Regions from separate parts of the Homo sapiens genome. Here region 1 is linked to region 2. A link is a contact called in ENCODE Hi-C or POLR2A ChIA-PET data. All regions are on one chromosome and are shown on one strand. Each heading gives the region's core, a stretch centred on a gene start or an enhancer-like site at or near the end of the contact. The rest is flanking DNA. Distances are from core to core; before and after follow the strand shown. Region 1 holds the start of VPS52 (VPS52 subunit of GARP complex). Region 2 holds the start of TRIM26 (tripartite motif containing 26).

Region 1 (4,879 bases), core at 14-2,513, 3.1 Mb after region 2:
AGGGAAACCCGTCTAAAGAAAACAAAAAAAGGTAAAAGACAAGACAGTGCAGTGGAGGCCGGACGCAGTGGCTCACGCCTGTAATCCCAGCACTTTGGGAGGCCGAGGTGGGAAGATCACGAGGTCAGGAGATCGAGACCATCCTGGCTAACACAGTGAAACCCCGTCTCTACTAAAAAATACAAAAAATTAGCCGGGCGCGGTGGCGGGCGCCTGTAGTCCCAGCTACTTGGGAGGTTGAGGCAGGAGAATGGCGTGAACCCGGAAGGTGGAGCTTGCAGTGAGCCAAGATCGCGCCACTGCACTCCAGCCTGGGCGACAGAGCAAGACTCCGTCTCAAAAAAAAAAAAAAAAAAAAAAAAGTGCAGTGGAGATGACCGAATGAGGAAAGCTAGGAATTGCAGAGGATAGAGCAGAACTTGCACTTAAATTTAAGACCCTCAGACTCCTGCCATCTTGGGTGTTCTATCACACCTCTGGGGAACCCCAGGCTTTCTAGAAATGTCAAAACACATAGTGTTTACCTGCATGCCAGGTGCAATCTTACACATATTCATCTAATCCTAACGACGATGTATACAATAGGTTCTATCTTCCTCACCTTAAAGGTGTGAGAAATGATGGCACAGAGAAGCTGGTTAACTTGCCCAAGGGCACACAGCGTGTAAGTGGCAGAGATAGAACTCAGGCAGTCTGGCTTCAGAGGCCATGTTCTTAACCTTTACACTATACTACTTCGTGACTCTACCCCAAAATGTGGAGTGAAGTTGAAATTTTGTGCCCCAGAACATGAGTTTCAGCCACTAGGGTCCCGCTCAGGGTCGGGTCTGATCACAGGGAAGGGTACGGGGAGCCAAACAGGTAATATCACGGGTAGCAGCCAAGTTCCCACCCTTGTGCCTAAACCCAGCTCAGGTCTTTCTGAAGCTAGGAGCACCGGAACTACGGAGGAGAAACAGCTCCGCGCTCTCACCAGCGGGCCCTCTTCCTCCTCCATATCTGAGGTCCCAGCCCGCAACACCAGTTCCCGGGCCGCAGCCGCCATGGTCGCAGCGGCGGCCATTCCCCGCAGCCTCACTTCCGGCAACTGTCAGTCCCGGCGAGTCCGTTCCCCGGAGTGGAGCTACAAGTCCCAAAGGGTCTTCCTCAGCGCGAAATCGTTCCCAGATATTTGAGTTAAGTTGTTTGACTCCAGCTGTCCCCTTTCAGCTCTAACCACTTCACCCAACTGCAAATGGAAATATGGAAGTCTGAAACACAAACTAGCCCCGGAACCTTCGCTGTTCTCTTACCTATGAACCTTACGAACTGTAAAGAAAGGCGCACCGGAAGTTGTGGTACCCAAGCCATACTCTCATAAATCCAGCCAGGTCGCGCTGAAACAGTTTCCGGAAGCACTTCTCCTAGATCGCACCGCCTCTTCCTCCTGGAAGCTATATAATGATATCGCGTCACTTCCGCTCTCTCTTCCACAGGAGGCCTACACGCCGCCGCTTGTGCTGCAGCCATGGTAAGACTGGAATCCGTGCCGTGATCCAGCGGCATCGCAGCTCGGGCAAGGAAAGCCGGCTGTCAGGGTTCTGGAAACGTCCTGCCCTGAGGGCCTGCGACTTTCTGTATGGAGCCTTGGATCGCGTCCCTGGAAAGGGACACCAAAGATTTCCAATTCCGGAGAGCGGGCCCGAGGAAGGGTCACTGCTCGGGCGCACGAAAGCTGTCTAAGGCTTGGGCGTATATGGGGAACTCTGGCTTTTGCCACGCACTTTTGGGAATGGGCAGGAGACCTGCTTCCTCTCTCCAGAGGTTGCATTTTCCCAAGCTTGAACGCTTCATGTGCCTACTCTGCAGGACTGAGGAGTTTGCTCTGTGGTGTGAAAACCTAAGGAATGGGGGGCGGGTGTCTTGCCACTTGTGTGACAGGCTTAACCTTTTTGTATGAAGTTCGTTTGCCTTATCGGCCTTACTGTTTGATAGTTTACTGTGTCTGATTTCTTCCCCCGTACTTTTTCAACTAGTCTCTAGTGATCCCTGAAAAGTTCCAGCATATTTTGCGAGTACTCAACACCAACATCGATGGGCGGCGGAAAATAGCCTTTGCCATCACTGCCATTAAGGTAAGTGAAGTAGGGTAAGGAATAGGGAATGTAAATGAGAATTGGGTTGTGAAGACATAAGCAAAAATGAAGCAAGGCTGGGGAGACTTGAGTCTCATCCAGATCACCTTGACTGCTGGATTAAGAAAAGAAAGTGGTTTAGGGAGAGACTGACCCCTTTAGCATTTACCACAGAAAATAAGTGATTAAAGCCAAGATAGTGGTCTAAGGTCAAGCCAAAACATTTCACCTGGGGAAGTGGGGAGGAGGTATGGTTGCTCACCCGAATTCGCTAAGATTTTCCTGAACCACGAGCTTGTGAGATTTCTTCTAGATTCGGTTTCTTTACCCATCCCACCATCATAACAGCAACCCTTCCTGCGAAATTTATATTCCCTGAGAATTGGAGGATTATTGGGCATCTTGAGGGATAAGTAGAAATACCAACAGATAAAAAGTGTGAAGAAGCCTGTAGATGGAGGGTGGAAGAAGTCTGAGTGGGACATTTACTCAGATGAGCCATAATTGACACTCCTTTCCTGTCGAAGTGTGAAGGAGTACATCCATCTTTCTTTGGCTTTTAAGAATCGAATCAATGAATGCAAGAATATTATTTCACTTGAGTATTTCTCTCCACAAACCTAATGAATTCTTGGCTTTCTAGATACATAACGTTCTTTTTTTTTCCCTTAAGTCAGAATGTGTAGTTAGTTGTGGAAATAGCCTACCAGTATGTGTCCATGCGTGCAGGGCTAGGCCTGTCTTCTTGGCTTCTGTTGCATGGTAGGTACTTAGGCGACGTTAGGGAATGGATAGTAGTAGGGATACTGTTGGCTCTGTTGAGGAATTTGTAGAGGGAAATTCCTTCTGTTGGGTGCTCTGTGAAACTAATAAGGCAGTGTGAAATACTGTACTTATTTCAGAGACCGGCTGTGAGGCTTAAGTAGAGGTGCAGCATTCATAAGTGTAATAGAGAATAACCTTCATGGATGTATCTAACTAAAAATTAGAAATCTTATTTCATCTATATCTCTTCCCACACCCATTTTGAAGTAAATCTTTTCACTTGTAAACATATAATTAAATTTGAGGCTTAGTGCAGTGGCTCACTCGGAGGCTGAAGTGGGCGGATCCCCTGAGGTCAGGAGTTCGAGACCAGCCTGGTCAACATGGTGAAACCTCGTCATTTAATTAATAAATTTGAAAGACCCTGCTCTCTTCTGAATCAACCTAATAATTTGACCCTTGGTCATGTTTATTTATTTATCCCGAGACAGAGTCTCACCCCGTCACCCAGGCCGGAGTGCAATGGTGCAATCTTATCTCACTGCAACCTCAGCCTCCCAAGTAGCTGAGATTACAGGCACACGCCCAGCTAATTTTTGTATTTTTAGAAGAGATGGGGTTTCACCATGTTGGTCAAACTGGTCTTAAACTTCTGACCTCAGGTGATCCACCCACCTCAGCCTCCCAAAGTGCTGGGATTATAGGCGTGAGCCACTGCACCCAGCCACATTTATTTTTTGAGACTGTCGCCCAGGCTGGAGTGGCGGAATCACTCTTCACTGCAGCCTCGACCTCCAGGGCTCAAGTCAATCCTCCTACCTCAACTTTCCAAGTAGTTGGGGCTACAGGTGTGCACCACCACATCTGGCTAATCTGGATCTTGCTGTGTTGTCCAGGCTGGTCTTGAACTCCTGGGCTCAGTGATCCTCCAGCCTCAGCCTCCTAAAGTGCTGGGATTACAGGCATATAGGCATGAGCCACGGTGAAGCCAACCCTTGATCTCTTTCTTGCAGATAGGAACTGCCATTTGTTTTAGTTTCCTGGAGCCTACTGTAACAAGTTCATATAAACTAAGCAGAAAATTACTCTTGGCGCTGGAGGCACTTAAGAATCCTACCTTGCCTCTTCCTGTCTTCTGGTGGTTGTCAGTAATCCTTAGTGTTCCTTGGCTTGTAGCTGCATTACTCCAATCTGTTGCTGTCATCTCATGGTCCTCTTCGTGTCTCTCTCATGATTTGTCATTGGATCTAGAGCCCACCCTAATCAAATATAACGTCATTTTACCTAATTATTTCCGTAACGACCTTATTTCCAAATAGGGCCACATTCTGATGTTCTAGTTGGACAAAATGAGGGGCAGGGCTCAGTATTCAGTTCCTCCTTCACTCTCCAAATCACTTTGGTTCATGAGTTCAGATGGCATGGGTGCTAGTGCTGGTGTTGATGTGATGCTACCAATGTAAGCATTAGTTTCTTTTTATAATAACTTGGGCAGTCAGTTCTGGGCACTGACAAAATTGAGTTTGTGATCTTGGAATACTTTGATTATGGGGATACAGTGATTTGCCTAAATAATTGTGACCCTTAGAGATTCTGAGGAACTGACAGCCCAATACCTTAATCAAAGCCTGTAACTCATAAGACCCTGGTTTACTGCATCAGCTTGGAGTGGCAGGCCCCTTGTTCTCCTAAATGCAAGAATCAGAAGGCACTTAGTGACAACTACATATGCTGAGCAATGGGGGAAAAAAAAGATACTGCCTGCTTTCAAAGGGTTGTCTGTAATACTAAATTCTGTGTTCATGATTCAGTCATACCCCTGAACAAAGTTACTTTTTTCTTTTTTTGAGACGGGGTCTCACTGTCGCCCAGGTTAGAGTGTGGTTGCGTGATCTTGGCTTGCTGCAACCTCCACCTCCTAGGTTCAAGCTATTCTGCTGCAGCCTCCCAAGTAGCTGGGATTACAGGCACCTGCCACCATGCTCAGCAACTTTTCTTGT
Region 2 (4,834 bases), core at 1,715-4,214:
TGTGAGGTGTTTCCTGTACCCATCCCACCTCTGAGTTGAATGTATCCCTCCTCCTGCAGCTTTGCATACACTGTATTTCTACAATAGCACTATCACAGTGCTTCATACAGTAGCACCCCCCATCCGCTAAAGATACATTCATACAGGAGTCCCCTCAATCCTCAGGAGATGCATTCCAAAACCCCCAGTGGATGTCTGAAACCTGTTTCTCCTACACATACACACTTGTAATAAAGTTTATAAAGTAGGCACAGAAATAGATTAACAATAATAACACAACAGAATAACAATATACCGTAATAAAAGTTATATGCATGTGGTCTCTCTCTCTCTCAAACTATCTTGTACTGTACTTACCCTTCTTGTGATGAAGGAACAGTGGGAGGGCAAGAGATTTCATCATGCTACTCAGAACAATGCACATCTAAAACTTATGAATTGTTTACTTCTGGAATTTTCTGTTTACTGTCTTTGGGCTGAGGTTGACCATGGGTAACGGAAACCACGGAAAACTAAGCTATGGATAAGTGGCTGTAATTGATATTTTTATCTGTCTTCTCTCCCACCAGAATGTGAACCCAAAGGTCATGCCTCACTGACCTTTTTATCTCCAATATCTGGCACAAAGTAGGGGGTCTGCAAATGTTTGTGAAATGAATGACCTCCTCTAATTCCAGAGCCCTGCCATCTCCATTCTTCCCCCTTTCACTACACACCCCCCTTTCCCACATTAAAATTCTGCTTCAGCAGCAGGCTTCCAGGGCTCTCTTTAGATTAGACATTCTTGCCCACACACATTACCTAGATATCTCTTGGCCTCCCTCCACACACACACAATTTTGGGGGGAAGAACAAAATTCCATTTCTATAAAGCTGGCAAAATCTAATTCATCCTGATGCCAGCCAATTTATGTTTTTGTCTTCTCAAACCAATTTCCCATTCTCTGTGTCTTTTCTATTCTGATCCTGGGGGGGTCCAAGTCTGAAGTCATTCCAAGAAGCCTCAATACAGACCATGGACTCTCTTCGGGGGTTTGCAGTGTCTTCTGTGGTGGTCACACACAATCTGAGTCCAACCTGTTACTCCCCTGCAGGAAGTGATATCTAAGAAGTCACCCACTGCCTTAGGCCTTCAGTCTCCTTACCTCTTAACAAGGGGAAAATATTTTGCCAAGTTTACCAGGCTATTTGAGGTTGAGGCAAGGTCACATAAGTACGAGTGTCTCATTAGCAAAAAGCTCTATAAAAATACTATGAAAGAGCACAGGAGCCAATGTGAAAAGAGCTCCCAACAGCCAAAGCCACAGTAATTTGAGCAACAAAATTAAGTAGTATTGGATTATAAACCAAAGTATAAAATAAATGTCCCTGAGTCTACACTGAAATTAATGATTGAATAAATTAATAAATTGGGGGAAGAGAGAAACAAATCTTCCATGCAGAATAACTGCAAACAATAATATGTAGATACTTGCCCTCAAGAAGGGGGAATATAACTCTTGGCTCCCTAGGTATGGGCTGCACTTAGTGACTTCCTTCTAAAGAGGACAATACACGCAAAGAGTGGAAAAGAGACTAACTGTACAGTGGAGAAACCTGAAAAACACTATCTCACCCAAATCAATATTAAGTCATAAATCATGTTAGTACATGCCCTTGATACGATGGGATGATAATGGCAATCTACCTCTGTGGTCTTCCTCCCAGTTACCCATAAGCCCAGTCTTAGGAGAAAAACATCAAATTCCAATAGAGGGGCATCCTACAACATACACGACCAGTATTCTTCAATGCTGTCAAGGTCATCAAAACAAGTCTGAGAAACTCCCACAGCCAAGAGGAGCATAAGGAGACATGACAACTAAATGTAATGTGGTAACCTCCATGGGATCATGAAACAGAAAAAGTACTGAGGTAAAAACTAAGGAAATCTGAACACACTATGGACTTTGGTCAATAATAATGTATTGATATTGGTTAACTGCAACAAATGTACCACACTGAGGTAAGATGTTAATAACAGGGGATCCGGTTTGGAGCATGTGGGAAGTTTGTACTATCTTCTCAATTCTTCTGTAAATCTAAAAGTGTTGTAAGAAATAAAGTCTACTTAAACAATAAAATTGCAATTTTTGAAACATAAAAAGCCTATTTTTTTTAAAGGTGATTTTTTTGAACTTGGGGAAAAACATGTTAGGGATTATGATTTCAGCTAAGAGTTAAAAACAGGAGGTTAAGGCATGCATAAACGAATGTCATTCTCCCCTCTTTTGAAGTACACACAAATCGTGGGTCAAAATTTGAAATCTACTGGAGATTTGGAAGTGTGTCCCTCCCATTTACTCCACAGAGTTAAATTTACACTTTTTTTCTAAGGCCAAATAGGGAGAAAATCAGTAAGAAAAATGCTAATGAGCTGGAAGGAGTGAAAGCACAGCTCCAAGTATTTGTGGCTAAACCGGTTTACTCCGAACAAAAAAAAAAAAAAAAAAAAGAAAGAGAAAGAAAGCATGACACTTTGGTCAGGGAGCTGGATTAGTCGCCTATCTACCAGGCTCCAAGCAACCGGACGGTCATCCAGGCCCCGCTTACTTCTGGTTCCGCAGACTAGAATGGATGGGAGTCTGAGTAGGATACCAGAAAGCGAGAAAGACCCAAGAGGAGGGGGAGAATGTAAGGACAAGCAAACAGGAGGGATCTGGCTGGCAGGGAGGACGCAGCGAACTTGACCCCCTCCTGAGCCCGCCCGGGGGCCTGGCCCCGTTTTGAACCCGGGCCCGGCGGCTGCGTTGGGTCGCCCCAAACCCGGTGAGCGTACGAGACTGTTGCTTCGCTGTATGTCTCATGTGCACCCCCTACTCACCGGTCCCGAGCTCCGGGCCGCGAATCCCGGCCGGCACCCCTCCTCTCTCACGGCGGTCTGTTCCGGGTCCCGCTCCTGCACGAGCAACCAGCGCGACAGCTCGTCCCCGCCCCGTAATCTCCCGGCTATTCGGGGCCCTTCGCCGAGATTTCTCCCGGACCAGCCCCGGGATTGGCTCCTGCCGAACTTCGCCATCCAATGGGAACCTTAGTCTCTTTTACGTCACTGATCACCGGGCAAATCCCCAGACAGCCGCGGGCGGTGGGGCACCAGGGGCAGCGAAATGGAAACTGAAATCAGGCGGGACCGAGGCTGCGCCAAGAGCCGCAGCCTGAGTTTGGCGCGTAATTGGGGTGGCCTGTTACACGGTCTAAGGGAGTAAATGCTAAGGCTTAGGAGTCACCTACGTAGGACTCTTGAGAGGGCAATAATCCCCTTTCCACCTCTCGAGACCCCTCACTGCCCAACTCTGGCCTTATGCTGGATCAGGGTCCGAGGGCGCTTTGAGGCGAAGGTGGCGCTCGCCAGGTGCTCAACATCAAATACGAAGTCCCCGCCCCTAACGTGGCCTAAATTTGCTTCCAGGACAAAGCAGGATTTTAGCAAGCAAATACTCTCAGAGACCTATTTACGAAAATTATTACTTCCTAGGTAAAATAACGTTCAACCAGACAGCCATTGTCGCCATTCGACGGAAGGAAAAACTGAGGTTCCAGGAGCTTAAGGGTCTGGGCCCAGTTCAGGGGGGTTGTTTTCGCTCCTCGACGCTGAATTTAGAAACCAGAGGCTACAAAGCGGGCCGAGACTTGGGTTCCCCAGGTCCTTGGTGGGGAGGTTTCCAGGAGGCTCGGGCGCGCCCCCGTCCACGGCCCCGGAAGCTGACGTCGCCGAAGCGTACGCCGCTGCCCAGCCTGCGCTCTCTTCCTGCTCTGCCTGCAGCCGCCGCGTCCGGTCCAGCCGCAGGGCCATGCCCTGTGCTGCGGTTGCCGTGTCCCAGGCGCCGCCGCGTCAAGATCCCCGTCTTTCCCGGCCAGCCAGGCGGCAGCGGCATTCAGCTCGTGCACTGGGCTGGCAGCAGGCTGAGAAGAGGCGGCGCAGGTTCTCCGGGTCAGCCAGTGCCCTGCTCCTAAGGGTAGAGATCTAGCTGGGGACACTGGTCGTCCGCCTAGGCAGTGGTGAGAGGGTGGGCTACAGTTGTTTGGGTATTCATGAATGGAGGAGCTCAGGGTCCTAGACCCTAAAACCTGCTGAATCTTCACCCCTCCTCCGCTGGGGGTAGGGAAATTTGCACTGCATTTAAGCAATGTATAGTGGAGTGGGTGGGACATTCAGAAGAAACCACGCCCACATTTAACACCCGCGTCCTTCCCTTCTACCCCAGCCCAGCATTTTGTCTTTTTCCCCTTTGTCCAGCAGTATAACTCACGCTGCCCCTCCGGGCTGAGAGGAGTGTAGACCTCACCTGCTGAGCACAACTCTGGCGGGCCTGTGCTCTGGAGGTGGTCTCAGCACCTACCTAGACCCTCTTGATACCTGCTTTTTTAGTTGGTGGTGTGGGAAGAAAGTGTGTTTAACATGCTCCTTAAATAATGCTCTGCCGCCGAGCGCGGTGGCTCACGCCTGTAATCTCAGCACTTTGGGAGGCCGAGGTGGGCGGATCACGAGGTCAAGAGATCGAGACCATCCTGGCCAACATGGTGAAACCCCGTCTCTACTAAAAATACAAAAATTAGCCGGGCGTGGTGGCGCGCACCTGTAGTCCCAGCTACTCAGGAGGCTGAGGCAAGAGAATCGCTTGAACCCGGGAGGCGGAGGTTGCAGTGAGCCGAGATCGCCCCACTGCACTCCAGCCTGGGGACGGAGCGAGACTCCGTCTCAAAAAATAATAATAAAATAAAAAATAATGCTGTGCCACTAAGCGTTTTCTCCCTGTCCTGAGGTCTTTGGCCTATTCACAGACCATTCTGGGCA

Evidence for each region. A loop is a pair of places that touch in the nucleus more often than their neighbours do. ChIA-PET counts read pairs that join two places held with the same protein, here RNA polymerase II (POLR2A). Pooled maps may share reads with other maps.
Region 1: a pooled map shows a loop between it and region 2 (9-fold over the local background). The contact joins the promoter of VPS52 here to the promoter of TRIM26 in region 2. A Hi-C loop is called at or near these places in 1 of 50 pooled maps. POLR2A ChIA-PET finds 5 or more read pairs at or near these places in 2 of 52 experiments (activated T-cell and naive thymus-derived CD8-positive, alpha-beta T cell).

Annotation. Positions count from the first base shown.
Region 1 is chr6:33,270,613-33,275,491 of GRCh38, forward strand. It overlaps VPS52 (VPS52 subunit of GARP complex), which reads right to left and starts at 1,264. Exons shown (of 20, transcript NM_022553.6): 1 at 974-1,264. The coding sequence starts at 1,063. It overlaps RPS18 (ribosomal protein S18), which reads left to right and starts at 1,463. Exons shown (of 6, transcript NM_022551.3): 1 at 1,463-1,510; 2 at 2,016-2,114. The coding sequence starts at 1,508.
Region 2 is chr6:30,210,442-30,215,275 of GRCh38, forward strand. TRIM26 (tripartite motif containing 26) reads right to left here and starts at 2,965. Exons shown (of 10, transcript NM_003449.5): 1 at 2,864-2,965. RefSeq lists an enhancer at 3,296-4,184 and a silencer at 3,643-3,825.